Linked DNA regions of Homo sapiens: region 1 is linked to region 2. The links are chromatin loops, found by intact Hi-C in ENCODE. Cell type or tissue: endothelial cell of umbilical vein. All regions are shown on one strand.

Region 1 (2,500 bases), 64 kb before region 2:
CCTCTGGAAACTTTCAATCATGGCAGAAAAGGAAGGGGAGCCGGCTGGCAAGAAAGGAAGCAAGAGGGGGTGGTGCCAGGTTCTTTTTAACCTCTAGCTCTCCTGTTAACTAATAGAGCAAGAACTTACTCATTAGCATGGGTAAAGCACGAAGCCATTCATGAGGGTTCTGCCCACTGACCCAAACACCTCCCACTAGATCCCACTCCAACATTAGGGATCACATTTCACCATGAGATTTTTGAGGGGACAATTATCCAATCTATATCAGCCTGACATCTGCAAATTTAATTGGCTTTTATGCTTCTCACTCAAGGTAAAAAACAGAAACAATAAACAAATAAAATACAACCACTACTTTGAGGAGGACAAGGTCAGGGAAAGCCACAAGCATGCAAGTATGCAACTAGGAAATTTCCCTGAGGACACTGGTTGTCAACCTTGACTGTATAATTTGGACTGAGGTATGGCCTAAGTGTTGGAATTTTAAATAATTCACCAAATGATTCTAATGGGAAATAGGGTCAAGAACTACCAAATATTCAATAATAAGGAATCCACTCAAATAGACCAACTATTACTAGAGTTTTCTTAAGTTCTCTGTTGAAATCCAGATACACTTGTCTGCAGAATTCATCTGTTAGGAAGAAACTTTTCCTCTATGATCTTAGGTTCAAATGGTTGGGGTCCTGAGAGTTAACTGACGATAGATAGATTAGCAGAATAAAAGACAGTGTTTATGTATATGTACATTGCAAACCCTCAGGAGTACTCAGTGATGAGTAACTCACTGAATCCTCAAAATTAACATTTTATATACCATTTTAACAAAATGTATTTTTTTAAAAGGGCATCAGTGGAAACGTATGGAAAGTTTATTGGGCTTTTTGATGCTAATGAGAATAGGAAGCCTGTCTCCATGGCAGCTGAATTCACAGGAAATTCCTTGCAGGGGAGTTAATGGGAGCTATATTTTCAGGACATTCTGCTTTAATCAGATAAGGGATGTTCAGATAAGATTTCTTTTTCATTTTCTGTAGCTCAAATGTTTTCACTTGAAAATAATCTTTATGCTAAACCGTGATCTCTTTACATGTGATAACTCTTAAAATGAGAAAATGACACACAACTACACCAAAAAAGCAAATAATTTAAGCATGGCATTACTGAGTGCTCATTATGTCCCAGTTTTATTTACCAGGGCCAAGTAATGTGTCCAAAGTTAACAGCTAATAAATAGCAAAGCTGGGAGTATGCCCAGGTTTACCTGACTCCAAGGTCAACACTCTGTTATACCACACTGTTCTTAATATGCCCTAGTGGTAACAGCCTCTCTTTAGACTTCTACTGAGGTTAATAAGCTATCATACAATTCTGCTTAAGAAGATTATCAGAATATACTTTTTTCTATTTTTGGAAAAAGCAAATGTATATCTTTTTAATAGTTTTTAGCTTCCTAGCAGTGACAGTGAACCAGGCCTGGTGTGCCTGTTACGCAGTATGCCAATCACTAAGGTGACAAGTTTGCAGCAGAGAAAGAGTTTATTCATGAGGCAGCCAGGTGAGGAGGTGAGAGGACAGGTCTCAAATCTGCCTCCTGAAGATGTGGTTTAGGGATATTTGTGGGATAAAGAATCAGGGTGGACTAAGGTGTGGGGTAAGATGATTGAGGTGTCAACAAAAAGAGTCAGACTCTGTAAAATATTTGCAGAGATTTACTCTGAGCCAAATATGAGTGACTGTGGCCCATGACACAGCCCTTAAGAGGTCCTGAGAACACGTCCTCAAGGTGGTCGGGGTGCAGCTTGGTTTTATACATTTTAAGGAGGCATGAGACATTAATCAAATACATTTAAGAAATGCATTGGTTTGGTCCAGAAAGGCGGGACAATTTGAGGCAAGGGCTTCCAGGCTATAGATAAATTGAAACATTTTTTAGTTGACAATTGGCTGAGTTTGTCTAAAGACCTGGGATCAATAGAAATGAATATCTGGGTTAAGATAAGTGGTTGTAGAGACCAAAGTTTTACCATGCAGATGAAGCTTTTAGCTAGCAGGTTTCAAAGAGAATAGGCTGTAAAATGTTTTTTATCATACTTAAAGTCTGTGTTGATGTTAATGCCGGAGAGGTATAATGAGGCATGCTAGACCCCCCACTTCCCATCATGGCCTAAAACCGTCTCTCAGGTTAAATTTTAAGAGCCCTGGCTGAGGACGAAGTCCATTCACATGGTTGACAGGGGGAGATTAGAATTTTATTTTTGGTTTAGAGAGATTAAGGAAAAGTGAGGTAACTGGCGATCTATACGAGCATAGTCAAGCTTCGTGGCTCTTTACGGGAATCATGTTTACAAAATGGTATTTGTTAGCATGATTTTAGGGTGGAGTTTTTAGTCCCTGGACAACAAAAGGTCACCTATTGGACATTTACACCAGCCCAACTGGAGGGTTAGTGGTTTCAACCAGCTTGCATTGGACAAGAGCTGACCAAGTTCCTGAA
Region 2 (2,500 bases):
CACAGTTTAGAAGGGCCAATAGATGGTGATCCAAGAGGCTTGAATTTCAGTTCCAATTCTATCAAAACTAAGCATGTGAACTTCATCCTGCCACCGAACTTCTCTGTGCCAAATTCATCACCTTAAAAAAAAAAAAAAGTGCAGGGCAAAGGGCTGCCCTCTTGGACAGTCTGAAGTGAGAATACTATGGCCTCTAAAAGAACCCGGAAGTACCATCTTGAAATAAATTGATGCTAGAAATTTTAATCGTTAAAATTTAACAATTATGTTCTATCATGACTGAGAGACAAAAATAAAGAAGGAAAACATGTAAAGTGCTAGGTTTATCCCTCTTCTCATGCCTATTGCCTTTTCTTCATTCTCATTCTGTCTTGGTCATCTTAGACCAGCACACTTCATTTAGTAGGTTAATCTTCTAACAAATATGGAAGGAATGTCTGTTTTATGCCCTCATGAAGGTTATAATCTAATAGAGGAAACCTGCCAATAATAAATAGACTCATTAGACTTATAAAATTATAAGATTGGGCAGTAATAAGTGCTGAAAAGAAGGTCATTTTGTTTTTATGTCACTGACATGATAGATTTTACATAATGTTCGGAAACATGAACTTCAGGATGAAAACAGTTAACAGGAAGGAAGTCTATGCTTCTGTTGTTTACAACTGTGGAGCAGATAAACCAGGAAGAAACCAGTATGCTTCTGATGAATGGGAAAAGGTGGGCCATGCTCAAGTGTCTGAGCCTGGAGTGGAGATGGGCATCCTTTCTACTTAGATGGTGTCCATAGATCAAATGAATTCTTTCTACTCTATTATAACAGAAGCCTTAATTGGAACCCAGCCCAATTCACTGTGGTCCCAAAAAGATCACCGATACTGTATACACAGCCAGCCACTTCTGTGCAAACAAGCTCTCTGGGACCATGGCAGTGCCTTCAATGGAGGAGGGGAGGGCAAGAAGGGGGAAAGACAGTAGGTACTATTACAGACTTTGCCTAGTTCAGGCAATACTTTTGCTTATGAGAGGCTGGTATTGAGCACTCAGGAACAGGAAAAGGAAAACAGAATAAGTGATTTTCCAAGCTTGAATTCTTCTGGTCAGTTCAAGGATCATATAGTGTATTCTACTTTCAAAATATGTTTAGAATCCATTCATCTCTCACCACATCCGTTGCTGAATCATAACCATAGTACCTTTCAACTGTACAACTACATTGGAATTCCCACAAGCCTCTCTCTTCAATTCTGTTATAATCCATTCCCTAAACCACAGCAGCCAGGCAGATATTTTTAAAAGGAAATTGACCCCTGTCATCCCTCTGTTTAAATGCTTTCATAGATTCTCATTGTGTTTTGAATAAAATCCAAAGCACCAGTGACCTCTCATCATGTCATCATGTTCTCAGATATTTTCTTCTGCCCTACCTACAGAGGGTTTTTTTTTTTTTCTCATTTCCTCAAGAAAACAAAGTTTTCTTATCACTTTGGCATAGAGTAATAGAAACAGTTTTCCCAGCCAGGAATATCCATTCCCAGTTCCTTTGCCTGGGGAACTCTTACTCATCCTGGTAGTATCATCTTAAATATTACTTCCTTAGATAGGCCTCCTCTAAGTCTCTAATCAAGTTTAAATTTCTCCTAATGCTCTGCCCTTTTTAATTTCTGACTCTATCAAAGTACACAATTATTTATTCACGTGAACTTTATAAAAGGGCTATCTCCCTAGCCAGAGTGCAAGACCTACTAGATGGAAAATATATGCTCCCTTTTCCACTACTATATATTAAGGCTTTGCAAAGTATCCTTTGTCTTGAGGACAAAGTATGTACTCAAGAAATATTTGTTGACTGTTGAATGAATAAAGAATCTTTATGGAAATTATGAGATACTTCACACAGAACGCTTACTCAAGTGTCTGATGCAGAGTTATTTTCCTGTAGCACAGTTTGTTGCTTTTCCTAGCTTTGCTCTATACCTCCAACATGAGGACAGGGAAAGACAATAGTCAAGGGATCAGTGGGTTGGGGTCATGGGTCAATGTTTCAAGTGGGTAAAGGATTTTAGATTGCAGAAGGTCACCCTGAAGTCGGAAATTGTAAGGATCCACATTGCTTCAGTGGTAAATCTGGCCCCATTCATGGCACAATTAAAAACTCTCTGACCTTCCAGTATTACATTAAACAGTAAAACTCAACATTCTATTTATAAATGTTCCTTTTTTGTCCTTACAAGTTACAGTATGGAAATAAACAAAGCTCACCCAAATGAGAACAAGTGGAAGTTACTATTCAGAACTTACTACAGGAAGGGAGACAGCCTTCATCACTTGCATTAAACAGGGATTCAAAGGCAAGCAGGGGAGTGGAAAAGTTTCATAGTGGAAAGAAATGAAGACCTCAGGTGTGCTGTGATTGGAGATTGCTGGCATGAGGAAACTGGAGTTGGTCTAACAAAGCAGGGCACCTAGATAATGGGTTTTGGGGGGCACATTTGACTTT

Evidence for each region. Peaks named below come from ENCODE experiments on the same cell type or tissue, not always from the same donor. Only the 100,000 strongest peaks of a DNase experiment are listed, where the experiment ranks them.
Region 1: it touches region 2 in a loop (10-fold over the local background); 2 of 110 quality-filtered maps call a loop at or near these places.

Annotation. Positions count from the first base shown.
Region 1 is chr6:101,740,718-101,743,217 of GRCh38, forward strand. All of the region lies in intron 7 of GRIK2 (glutamate ionotropic receptor kainate type subunit 2), which reads left to right. Among named protein-coding and RNA genes, the nearest start is that of GRIK2, 350 kb to the left of the region's middle. RefSeq lists an enhancer at 611-1,146. In endothelial cell of umbilical vein, no CTCF peak of the experiment used is centred here; a DNase peak (open chromatin) is centred at 1,034; H3K27ac peaks cover 622 bases.
Region 2 is chr6:101,805,190-101,807,689 of GRCh38, forward strand. All of the region lies in intron 9 of GRIK2 (glutamate ionotropic receptor kainate type subunit 2), which reads left to right. Among named protein-coding and RNA genes, the nearest start is that of GRIK2, 410 kb to the left of the region's middle. In endothelial cell of umbilical vein, no CTCF peak of the experiment used is centred here; no DNase peak of the experiment used is centred here; H3K27ac peaks cover 428 bases.